Regions from separate parts of the Homo sapiens genome. Here region 2 is linked to region 1. Evidence: chromatin loops called from intact Hi-C (ENCODE). Cell type or tissue: natural killer cell. All regions are shown on one strand. Each heading gives the region's core, and the rest is flanking DNA. Links, peaks and the distances in the headings are about the cores only.

Region 1 (2,500 bases), core at 1-2,500:
ACTTTGACTTTCAGATTAACATTAACACTTTCCTGTCCAATGGATCTCAAGAATTTTCCCATGGATGTACAAACATGTATAATGCAACTGGAAAGCTGTAAGTATGAACCACTTACTTTTTAAAATACTTTTACATTATAGTAGATACAAGCTTTTAATGCCTAATATGGATAATTTATTTTGTAATCATTTTGGTCACATATTTACTGAATAGGCATGTAACCTTTCACCAGGTACTGAAAATAATGATACCTATCAACACATGCACTCCACACTATGAGAAAGAAACAAATTGAGGATCTAAAAATAACAGATTTTCAAAGCTTGATATTTAGATATGTGTTTCCATACACATCATCAGAAGTGAAAAGGATGGTAATCATTAAAAACAAACTATCACTTATTTATTGGGAGCCTCTTCTCAACGAAGTGTCTATATATATTTTTTCTTATACTGACAACAAAGATATTGTTATCCCTACGTTTTCAAATGTGAAAGTGGTCATGTTGAATGGTTGAGTATTCGGCTCCAACTCACAAAGGTGACAGTGACAAACTGCCTCCAAACCTATGCTGCTTCAGATAAGCAATGTTTATTATTTTAATATCACTCTGCTGGGTATGTTATGTATGTTAGCTCAGAAGAAAAAATGTCTCACACTTTCTCACAGATTTATTCAAGCTTTCAGGTATTCCTCTACATTTCTTCTTTCAAAGTAGACCCATATGCCTCACTGATCAACGTTAACACAGATGAACATTTCACATCCTACCCTTTCTCTGATCTATATAATTAGTCCTAAATTAATTGTTTACAGTGTTTAATCTCATATAAAAATTAAGCAATATGCAATATTTTACCTTATGACAGTATGTTATCCGAGGGGGAATAAAAGGACTGTTTGACACATTCCTTGAGGAAAATTTGAAGGCCGAGCCTCAGACTCCAGGTGTCAAAGACAAGGCTTGTAGTGTGATGGAGCTGTCACTAGATGGCAGACCAACTTTGTGGGGCAACGTGACTATACCCCTCCCTCTCCTGTTTGGTTTTTCTTAAGAAGTGGAAATATCAATTTCTCTGATAACTCCTCCTTGGAAAATTTAAATTGATTACTTTTATAAGTAGTTCTTAAATAATTAGCATACATATGGATAAAGTACTAACGTAAATGAGAGGAAATAAAATAAATTAAAATTTGGGGGGCTACTTAGCAATCAATCTACATGGGGAGAAGCAGCAGACCTGATTTTGAAATTGAAGAAGGGCAATTTGAGGACAGGCTGATTGTATATCTTGGTTGAAAAATTAAGTACATTTAGGGCAAAGAGTTTAAAATGTGCGGGACCCTCTAAGTGGCACCCTAAAATGGTTCAACATATAAGGGGCAAGAAAATTGTTTGGTCCTTGCTGTACCTCTTAAAGATTATTTTAGTTAAATGAACCAAGATTGTTTAAGAAGTTTTCATAATTTTCCAGAAAAAGAACAGAAAGTAGGACAAAGAGCAATTATGTGGAAGGTAGAAACAGGAGAGGCTGATTCGCAGTGGTTGTGAAGTCACTGAATGCCTGTGTGTCAGAGAGAAATAGCTTAGATAAACGGATCAGATTAGAAGCATTGATGAAGAAAGGGAACAGGGGATGAGAAGCAAATGTTGATGGGACAATTGATAAAATCCATCTTAATATGTTTGAGGTCTGGGAAATTTAGGTCTAAAGCCAAAGAGGGAGTGAAAAGTGAAGATCAACTATTAAAAGCCATATACAGAGTGGTTCAAGAATCAGATGAAATAGCTGAAGAGGCGAATGTAGAGAGGAAATAAAACACAAACAAGAACAGACGCTTAAGAAATGCCTACATTTAGAAGTTGTTGGAAAAAATTCCAGACAAAGGCAAAGATGGCAAATTAAAATCAACACGATTCAACCTCGAAAGAGAAAGGACTGTGAAGGAGTTCTGTGTAACAAAATCAAATGCTGCAAAGAAAGTTTTGTAAGGTACTTGAAAAAAGCAATTGTTATTGTTAACGAAGACAAATGTGATTAGAATAATGATGGTCAAAGCTGGAATCTAAAAAGGTTTTTTGTTTTTAGGTGAGTGATGAGGAAGTGGGAGCAGCAAGTGAAATCGTTTATTCCAAGAATGTTAGTTATTAAAGAAAGATGAGAAAAAGTACAGTGCCTGAGGGTTGGTTAGATCACTGGGCTTATGTTTTGAATAAGGAAAGCTTACTGGGGCTATTTTGCAGGACACAAAAGCTGACATAGTAAGACCTCCCATGTGTCTGCCTTTCTCAGAACATTTCTCAACATGAGAAAAGAGAGCCTCTTTTCTTTCCCCTTTGTTTCTTAATTCCTCTATAAGAAATATGAGTGGATTGTTCAAGGGGTTCTTTAATATTTCAGTCATTAAGCACTTCCTGCTCTCTTATTAGGAATTAATTTTAATTTAGCTAACCATAGAGACTTTGTTTATTAAACCTCTGTGGCAGATGCTAATGT
Region 2 (10,215 bases), core at 496-2,995, 350 kb after region 1:
TAAAGATAGCTCAAGCTGGTACCAAACACCAATAGGAGATTTGTCAAAGGTCAGGGGCATCTCCATGCAGAATCCCTTTGTGGTCACCCAAATGTGAACCCCAAATATCTGAGACAGGTCTCAGTTAATTTAGAAAGTTTATTTTTCCAAGGTTGAGGATTCATGCCCATAACGCAGCCTCAGGACGTCCTGATGACATATACCCAAGGTGATCAGGGCATAGCTTTTGTTTTTTTCTTTCTTTTTTTTTTCTTTTTTTTTGAGACAGAGTTTTGCTCTTGTCACCCAGGAACAGTGCTAAGCATTTTCACGGCATCATCACACTCAAATCACACAATGATATGATGAATTATTATCCCAACCTCACTGTAGTTGTCTCATTACAGACATTCTGCTCCATCCTCACTGTCCTGCAGCCATAAGGTTGAGAAGACAGACTAAATACTGGACCTTTTGGTTGTAAATTGTTTTGATGCCTGATTCACATGGAAATCTGGTTTGACAATACTATTATGAATATTCAGCAGAAGTTTTGAATGTGACTCTTCTACCTGGGTAGTGCCAGACCTAATATCCATTGTTTTATTTTATATGACATTAGGATGACACAAAAGAACAGTAACATATGCAAATAAATGCCTCATCCTTGATGATAATATATATTTAGAATGAGATGCATTAATGAGGTTAAGCTGTGAAGAAAAGCATAGGATCTCATCAAACTTGCTATTAAAGTCAATGTCTCAATTTGCTCCTGGCAAGTAAACTTTATGAAAAATGCAACAGGTTGTATAGAGGTTTTCTCTCAGTTTTGTCAAGATAAAAAGACATTAATATTTTGAAATGTGATATCACATTTCAAAATGTATCTACTCATCACATTTCAAAATGTGATATATTCTGTCTCCTATAGAGGAGAATCTATCATTCTCCTCATATTCTGACATTTTAATATACATTTAAAAGAGGAAAACTATTTTCCAAATAAGAAATGAAGACTAGTTGAATTTTGTGTAATTAATTATTAGTGAGAGGAAACAGAAAAATAAAGGGGTTGTTTAGAATTTCTGAAAGCCAGTAAAATTTTGAACCAGAAAATCCCACATGCCATTACAACACGCAATGCCAAACTCCTTTTTTTTCTAGAATTGTCCATCTCGTCTCAGACTGTTAGCCCAAGGTTTATTTTTATAAGGTTTTACTCTGCATATGATCCCTTAGAGTGTGTGTTATTTATTGCTTTAACTTATACAAATATTATTTCTTAATGATTGGATTTGCAGCTTAAACCTTGCCAATCAGCAATAATATCTATCACTACAGATTTTTTTATTTGCTAAGAGCAGAACCAAATTAGTTCCTTATTTTCTCAACTTTCCAAAAAAAAAAAAAAAAAAAAAAAACAAAACACCAGGCAAATGAACAAAAACCCAAGCCTTTACTGCCACCCAGTGGTTGTTCAGAATTAAAAAAAAAATTTTGCCAGGTCATGACTAACATTTTAAAGGAAATTTTTATTCTTGAAATGCTAGAATGTTTCAGACATTTTAATATGAAGCAACTTGAGACAAAAACTTTTAAAAAATAGCCACACATATCTACTATGAGTACATTATCAATGATGTTATTTTAAACATTGCAACAAAATGATGAATACAATAACAACTCATTCTCATCTTACTTTGACAGGTAATTTAACTTTTTGTTTGAAATAATTATAGATTAATATGAAGTTACAAAAATGGTACATATATTTCTATTTAAAAACTGCCAAGTTACTTCCCGAGTGGTTCTGTCATTTTTGATTCACACAAAGTAAAAGATATTCAGTTTCTCGGCATTCTCATCAGCATTTGGTGTTATCACTAATTTTTTTTTTTTTTTTTTGAGACGGAGTTTTGCTCTGTTGCCCAGGCTGGATTGCCGTTGCATGTGATCTCGGCTCACTGCAACCTCTGTCTCCCGGATTCAAGCAATTCTTCTGCCTCAGCCTCCCAAGTAGCTGGGACTACTGGCATGTGCCACTGCACTGAGCTAATTTTTGCATTTTTAGTAGAGACAGGGTTTCACCATGCTGGCCAGGCTGGTCTTGAACTCCTGACCTGATGATCCACCTGCCTTGGCCTCCCAAAGTGCCAGGATTGCAGGCAAGAGCCACCATGCCCGGCCCACTATTTTTAATGTTAGCCATCCTGATAGGTTTACAGTGGTATCTCACTGTAGTGTGAATGTGCATTTTCCTGATGACAAATGACTCTGAACACTTTTCCTGTGCTTATTTGCCATCCACTCCTCTTTGGAAACGTGTCTGTCTTTTGATCATTTTGTATTTTTAAAACTGTTGACTTTCAAGAATTCTTTATATATTCTATATACAATCCCTTTGTCCTATATGGTCTTTAAAAATATTGTCTCTCACTGTGTAGCTTGCCTTTTCATTCTCTTAACAGGGTTTTTCACAGAGCAAACACTTTATTTTGATGAGGTCTGATATGGTTTGGCTGTGTCTCCACCCAAATCTCATCTTGAATTCCCATGTGTTGTGTGAGGGGCCTGGTGGGAGATAATTGAATCATGAGGGTGAGTCTTTCCCATGCTGTTCTCATGAGAGTGAGTAAGTCTCATGAGATCTCTGATGGTTCTATGAGGAGGTGTTCACCTACACAAGCTTTTTCTTTGCCTGTTGCCATCCATGTAAGATGTGACTTGCTCCTCCTTGCCTTCCACCATGATTGTGAGGCCTCCCCAGCCACGTGGAACTGTAAGTCCATTAAACCTCTCTTTCTTTTGTAAATTGCCCAGTCTCAGGTATGCCTTTATTAGCAGTGTGAAAATGGACTAATACAAGGTCCAATTTATAAAAAAACTTTTTCTACATATCATGTTTTGGGTGTAATCAATAAGAACTCTTTGCCTAGCTCTAAGTCCTGAAGATATTCTCTATTTGATTTTTTTCTAAATGTTTTATATTCTTATATTTTATCATTAAGCCTATGATCTATTTTAAGTTAATTTTTCAATAAAGTATGAGGTTTTAGTCAAGGTGCATTTTTTAGAATGTCCAATTGCTCCAGCACCATTTGTTGAAAAGAAAATCCTTCCTCCCTGGAATTGTTTCTGTACCTTTGTTAAAAATCAGTTGAGTGTGTTTGTGTGTAACATGTGACTTTTATTTCATCTTCTAGTTAAACACATTGCATGATTAATCTCAACAACAGCCTTTTGATGACAGTAATGTAAAAATATTGATGAGATAATTTTATCAAAATGAAAACTAACATTAAATGTCTTTGGCTAGTAAAACACAGAAAATTATTCAAAATGGGAAATGAAATCTTAAATAATCTTCATATCATGTGCTGGGTTAAAACCTAATTTTAAATAAACGGCTGTATAACAAATCAGCAGAGAGCCATACCATTGAAGAGACTTCCATGATTTAAATCCTGGCAAGGTATTTTAGCAGCTAGCTACAGGACCTCTGAGGCCTGGCTACTAAACCCCTCAATGTCGGCATTTTTCATCTCCAAAATACAAGTAATAATCTACCTCCCTCTTTATGTTGCTGTGAAGATAAGTTAATTAACAGAACAATGCTTAACATATTAAGAACCCAATTTATGTCATCTATCATCAATAAAATCTGATATAAAAAGTCTGATAATGCCAGTGACAGCTCGAATCACACCTATCTTTTAAGATGAAATATATTTATCCTAAGCCTTGGGCAAGTTTCCTAGTCTAAGTGCATTTCCTCATCTGTAAAATAGGATTGTTATGAGGAACAAGTGAGCTAAAGTATTAGGTGGATTTATCACAGTGCTCAGTTACACAGGAAATACTCCTCTAGTAAGTACTACTCTTCTAAAATTTAAAATATTACTTACAATATTGTACCATTATTAATATCATATATTTGTGGAGCTCAAAGATGTATACAGACAGTCCCAGACAGGATGGTTCAACTTATGATTTTTTGACTTTACAGTGGTGCAAAAGCGATACACATTCAGTAGAAACCAGAGTTGAAATTTTGACTTTTGATCTTTTCCCAGGCTAGTGATATGCAGTATGACACTCTCTAGATGCTGAGCAATGGCAGTGAGCCATAGCCCTGAGTCAGCCAGGTGATAATGAGGGTAAACCAGTACTATACTACACAGTGTAATATAGTCAATAAATTACGTGAGATATTCAACACTTTATTGTAAAACAGGCTTTGTGTTAGATGATTTTGCCCAACTGTAGGCTAATGTAAATGTTCTGAGCATGTTTAAGGTAGGCTAGGCTAAGCTATGATGTCTAGTAGGTTAGCTACATTAAATGTATTCTGACTTATAGTATTTCCAACTTATGATGGGTTTATTGTGACAGTCTCATTGTAAATTGAGGAGCATCTGCAAAACATGCTATGTTAGATGCTAGGATTAAAAAGCAATAAAGGCAGTCCTTATGCTAGATTGCATTTTATAGTCTACAAGCAAAATCAGAACATGCAAAATAGAGATGGGAGAGAAACTATTGCTACCAGAGGCATATGAGACTAAACAGTTTCAGTCTCCATAATGACCAACCATAGTTTGAATGCTGGAGAATTTCAACACCAACAACTCGGTTGACCTAACTCTTAAAGACAGAGCAAAAATATTTAGCAAACCCATGAAAATTAAGTTTATTTGATATTTTAAGAGAAAGAAACACAGATTAGGCAAATATTCTATGGAAGAATAGCAGAGTTTTACCAACTTAATTAGCATATATAAGAAACTATTACCAGCAAAGAAAATTCTGTATGGAAGCTTAAAGCACGGTGGTTACTTATCAATTATGAATATAAGTCTAATTCGTATTTTTTTCAACTTTTATTTTAGATTCAGGGGTATATATACAAGTTTGTTACCTAGTTATATTCTAAGATGCTTAGGTTTGGGGTATGAATGATCCCGTCACCCAAATACTGAGTATAGTACCCAATAATTTTTCAATGCTTATGTATCTCCCTCTCTGCTCCCTCCAGTAGTCTCCAGTTTCTATTGTTCCCATCTTTACATCCACGAGTACCCAACGTTTAGCTCCCACTTACGAGTGAGGCCGTGGTATTTGGTTCTCTGTTCCTGCTTAATTTGCTTAAGATAATGGCCTCCAGTTGCATCTATGTTGCTGCAAAGGACATGATTTCATTATTTTTCATAGCTGTGTAGTATTGCATGGTGTACATGTACTGCATTTTCTTTATTCAGTCCAATGTTGATGGACACCTAGGTTGATTCCATATCTTTCTTATTGTGAATAGTGCTGCAATGAACAGGTGAGCGCATGATGTGCCTTTTTGGTAGAATAATTTGTTTTCTTTTGGATATATATCCAGTAAGGGGATTTCTGGGTCAAATGGTAACTCTGTTTTAAGTTATTTGAAACATCTCCAGACTGCTTTCCACAGTAGCTAAACTAGTTTATTTTCCCACCAACAGAGTATGTGTTCCTTTTTTCCACACGCTCACCAGCATCTGTTGTTTTTTTGAATTTTTAATAATAGTTATTCTGACTGGTGTGAGATGGTATCTTATTGCGGTTTTGATTTGCATTTCCTGATGATTAATGATATGGAGCATTTTTTCATATATCAGTTGGCCTCTTGTATCTTCTTTTGAGAAGTGTCTGTCCATGACTTTCGCCCATTTTTTGATGGGGTTGTTTTTTGCTTGTTCAGTTGTTTAAGTTTCCTCTGGATGCTGGATATTGGACTTTTGTTGGATGCATCATTTGTGAATATTTTCTCCCATTCTGTAAGTAGTCTGCTTACTCTGTTGATAGTTTCTTTTGATGTGCAGAAGCTTTTTAGTTTAATTAGGTCCCACATGCCAATTTGTTTTTGTTGCCATTGATTTTGAGGACTTAGTCATAAATTCTTTCCCAAGGTAAATGTCTAGAACGCCCTATGTTTTCTTCTTGGATTATCATAGTTTGAGGTCTTACATTTAAATCTTTTATCTGTCATGAGTTAATTTTTTTTTTTTTTTTTTTTTTTTTTTTGAGACAGAGGCTCACTCTGTTGCCCAGGCTGGAGTGCAGTGGCACCATCTCGGCTCACTGCAACCTCCGCCTCCCAGGTTCAAGTGATTCTCCTGCCTCAGCCTCCCGAGTAGATGGGATTACAGGCACCTGTCACCATGCCCAGCTAATTTCTGTATTTTCAGTAGAGTCAGGGTTTCACCTTGTTGGCCAGGTTGGTCTCAAACTCTTGACCTCAGGTGATCCACCCTCCTCAGCCTCCCAAAGTGTTGGGATTACAAGCATGAGCCACTGCACCCAGCCAAGTTAATTTTTATATATAGTGAAAGCTAGGGGTCCGGTTTCATTCTTCTGCCTATGGCTAGCCAGCTTTCCTAGCACCACTTATTGGGTGGGGAGTCATTTCCCCATTGCTGATTTTTGTCCAATTTGTTGAAGATCAGATGGCTGCAGCTGTGTGACTTTATTGCTGGCTTCCCTATTCTGTTCCATTGGTGTATGTGTCTGTTTTTTTACCAGAACCATGCTGTTTTGGTTACTGCAGCTCTGTAGTATAGCTTGAAGTTGGGTAATGTGATACCTCCAGTTTTATTCTTCTTGCTTAGGATTGCCTTGGCTATTTGGGCTCCATTTTGGTTCCATAAGAATTTAAGGATTGTTTTTTTCTAATTCTGTGAAAAATGATATTGGTGGGAATTGCACAGAATCTATAGATTGATGACCATAATTTGGGCAGTATGGTCACTTCAACAACATTGACTCTTGTATCCATGAGCATGGAATGGAATGTTTTTCCATTTGTTTGTGTCATCCGTAATTTCTTTTAGCAAAGTTTCGTGGTTCTCCTTGTAGAGATGTTCCACCTCCTTGGTTAGACACATTCCTACATAATTTTTGTATATGGCTGGCTATTGTAAATGGAATTGCGTTCTTGATTTGGCGCTCAGCTTGAATGTTATTGGTTTTTAGAAATGCTACTAATTTTTGTACAGTTATTTTGTATCCTGAAATTTTACTGAAGTCATTTATCAGTTCCAGGAGCCTCTTGGTGAAGTCTTTAGGGTTTTCTAGGTATAGAATCATATCCATGAAGTCATATAGTTTGACTTATTTTCCTATTTGGATGTCCTTTGTTTCTTTCTCTTGCTTGATTGTTCTGACTAGGACTTCCAGTACTATGCTGAATAGGAATGGTGACAGTGAACATCCTTGTCTTGTTCCAGTTTGAAGGGAATGCTTCCAGTTTTTGCCTGTTCAGTATGATGTTGGCTATGGATTTGTCATAGATTGCTCTTATTATTTTGAGGTATATTCCTTCGATGACTAGTTTGTTGAGGGTTTTCTTCATGAAGGGATGCTGGATTTTATTGAAAGCTTTTTCCATGTTCATAATATTTTTAACATATCATTATTTTGAAAGAAAAATAGAACACACCGTTTATCTACTATATTAACCTCTGTTAACAATCCTAGGGTGAGCTGAATCACTGGCTCTCATACCACTGCCACCTTCTGAAAACTCATCAATTTAAAGCATAAACAGTGACACTGTATTGATTCAGCCCACATCACTGACAGCAAATACCTCACTTGTTCAGAGAAGCAAGATGACTCAGAGAAGCCAACTGAAACCAAAAACCAAAGGAAGTAGTTGTCAGAGCAAAACCATAAGTAGCTTAGTAGGTTTAATATTCTTTAAAGCTGTTTATATATGTGCAATAAGTAAATAGATCCCCCTTTAAATCAAAGACTTCCCTTGACTACATGACATCACTTTCTCCATCCTAGTCTAACAGCTTTTTCTGAAAAATAATAACATTATACTGTGCTTCTTTTTCATGTTAATTATTTTGTTGTATAATTTGAAGACAAGCAATCTTAGAATTGTGTAACTCACATACACCTACACACATATGTATTTATTTTAAGGATCATGTCTATGTTTTTTCAAAAATGAGTCTTCATAACATAGCTGTCTTAGTCTGTTTTCTGTTGCTTATAATAGAACACCTGAAACTGGGTAACTTATAAAGAAAAGAAATTTCTTACAATTCAGGTGGCTTGGAAGTCCAAGGGCATGGCTCAGTGTCTGGTGAGAGCCTTCTTCCTGGTGAGGACTGTGCAGAGACCTGAGGCAGTGCAGACCATCACATGGTGAGGGGGCTGAGCATGCTAACGTGCTAGCTCAGGCCTCTCTTCCTCTTAGAAAGCCACCAGTTCCACTCCCATGATTGCCCATTAATCCATTAACCCATCAATTTATTAACTCATGAGTAGATTAATCCACTCAGGGGGCAGAGCACTCATGAACCACTCACTTCTTAAACGTTCCACCTCTCAATACTGCCACATAGGAAATTTGGTTTCCCACTCATGAAATTGAGGGGGGGGCACATTCAAAACATGGCAGTAACGAAGGCCTGAATGGCTTGACGATGCTGAACCATTTCCTGCATGGGAGCAGGAAAGAAAATTTACTCACAGAAGCAGTGAAAACCCTGGAATGTTGTGAAATTCTCTAGGACTAACCTGAAAAGCCCTTGTATCTGTGTTTTTTTTTGTTTTGTTTTGTTTTGTTTTGTTTGACCAGTGACAGCTTGTCTCTCCTTGTCCTTCACGCCTAAATATAGTGGACCAACCTGAGGAAGCAGTATCATAACCAATTTGGAGAGAAAAAGGAAGGAATTTGGTCTAGGATCACTATTGCCCTGTAGAAATGAAGGGGAATTATTAGTTTCTGATATTTTGAAAATAGCTAATAAAATAGGAGTGTCTGTACAAAGATTTATGGTAAATAATGTACTCTCAGACATATTACTTAACTCTCACCATAACCTAAATATGACCAAGAAAAAATATTTATTTACCAGTAAAATAAAAAACATAGTGAGGTTTTCGGTTTGGTTTGATTTTCTAGGAATTTCAGAGTAATTTTAAAAACAGAGTTGTCATTCTCTCAGGTAACACGAGATGATTTTATGTACTGGAAAGTTTCCTCTGAAAATGTCACAGAATATTTAAATGACACCGTAGTTGTATAACATTTTACTGAGATGTCATCACAGTTAAAAGTTGCCTGTGTGAGTAAGGCTTACCATACTTCAGCAGGCTTTGTGTGACTGTGAACTCCTCTCACACCTCCAATTCCAATTACAGAGACTTTCTGAAAAGGAATCAGGGACCTGGAGCATAACCCAGTATGGAGGTCACAACTGGGGAGGGGAGGAAATGGCCAAAATGAAAGGCGATGTCATTGAATGCAGGAAGAATTTTTTTTTTTGCAACCGGGTCTTGCTCTCTTGCCTAGGCTGGAGTGCAGTGGTGTGACCATAGCTCACTGCAGCTTTGAACGTCTGGGCTCAAGCAATCCTTTCACCTCAGCCTCACAAGTAGCTGGGACTACAGGCACATGTCACCATGCACAGCTAATTAAAAAAAAATTGTAGAGATAGGATCTCACTATGTTGCCCAGGATGGTCTTGAACTCCTGGCCGCAAGTTTAAATTAAATGTTAAGAATGGCATTGGGAGGCCGAGGCAGGCAAATCATGAGGTCAGGAGATCGAGACCATCCTGGCTAACATGGTGAAACCTCGTCTCTACTAAAAATATAAAAAATTAGCTGGGCATGGTGGCAGGCGCCTGTAGTCCCAGCTACTCGGGAGGCTGAGGCAGGAGAATGGTGTGAACCCGGGAGGTGGAGCTTGCAGTAAGCCGAGATCATGCCACTGCACTCCAGCCTGGGTGACAGAGCAAGATTCCGTCTCAAAAAAAAAAAAAAAAAACAAAAAAAACCGGCAATACTTCACTTTGTAGTTGAAGTCCCAAAGAGCAGAACTGTGAATTCTAAAAACAGAACTTTAAAAATAGCTGTGAAAGAATGGAACAAAAATAGTTTTATAAGGCAGCTCCACTTACAGAATATTGTGTCATTGTGATCTCCAGTAGAGTAATTTTATTTTTCTTTTCTGAAGACCATGCAGGTGAGAGTAATAATCCACAGGGATGTATTTGATTTAGAAAAAGTCAAGACTGTTAGTACAAAACAAAGATTGGGGATATTATTGGTTTACACCTAAGGATTTCAACTAAAGAATTTCATTAGATGTGCAGGAGAGAAAAAGTAGTATCTTTTTCATACCAATTGCGAAGTTGACAATTGGTGAATGACACCTATAACAAAAGACAGATTAACGAGAAAGGC

What was found. Peaks named below come from ENCODE experiments on the same cell type or tissue, not always from the same donor. Only the 100,000 strongest peaks of a DNase experiment are listed, where the experiment ranks them.
Region 2: a loop joins it to region 1, with 24 times the contacts of the local background. A loop is called at or near these places in 57 of 110 quality-filtered maps.

The regions. Positions count from the first base shown.
Region 1 is chr4:174,713,085-174,715,584 of GRCh38, reverse strand. It overlaps GLRA3 (glycine receptor alpha 3), which reads left to right. Exons shown (of 10, transcript NM_006529.4): 5 at 15-97. Among named protein-coding and RNA genes, the nearest start is that of GLRA3, 110 kb to the left of the region's middle. In natural killer cell, for the core only: no CTCF peak of the experiment used is centred there; a DNase peak (open chromatin) is centred at 984.
Region 2 is chr4:174,356,433-174,366,647 of GRCh38, reverse strand. The region is part of intron 2 of LOC105377547 (a long non-coding RNA gene); the gene reads right to left. Among named protein-coding and RNA genes, the nearest start is that of MIR4276, 62 kb to the left of the region's middle. RefSeq lists an enhancer at 7,933-8,062. In natural killer cell, for the core only: CTCF peaks have their summits at 1,258 and 1,462 (motif pointing left); a DNase peak (open chromatin) is centred at 1,437.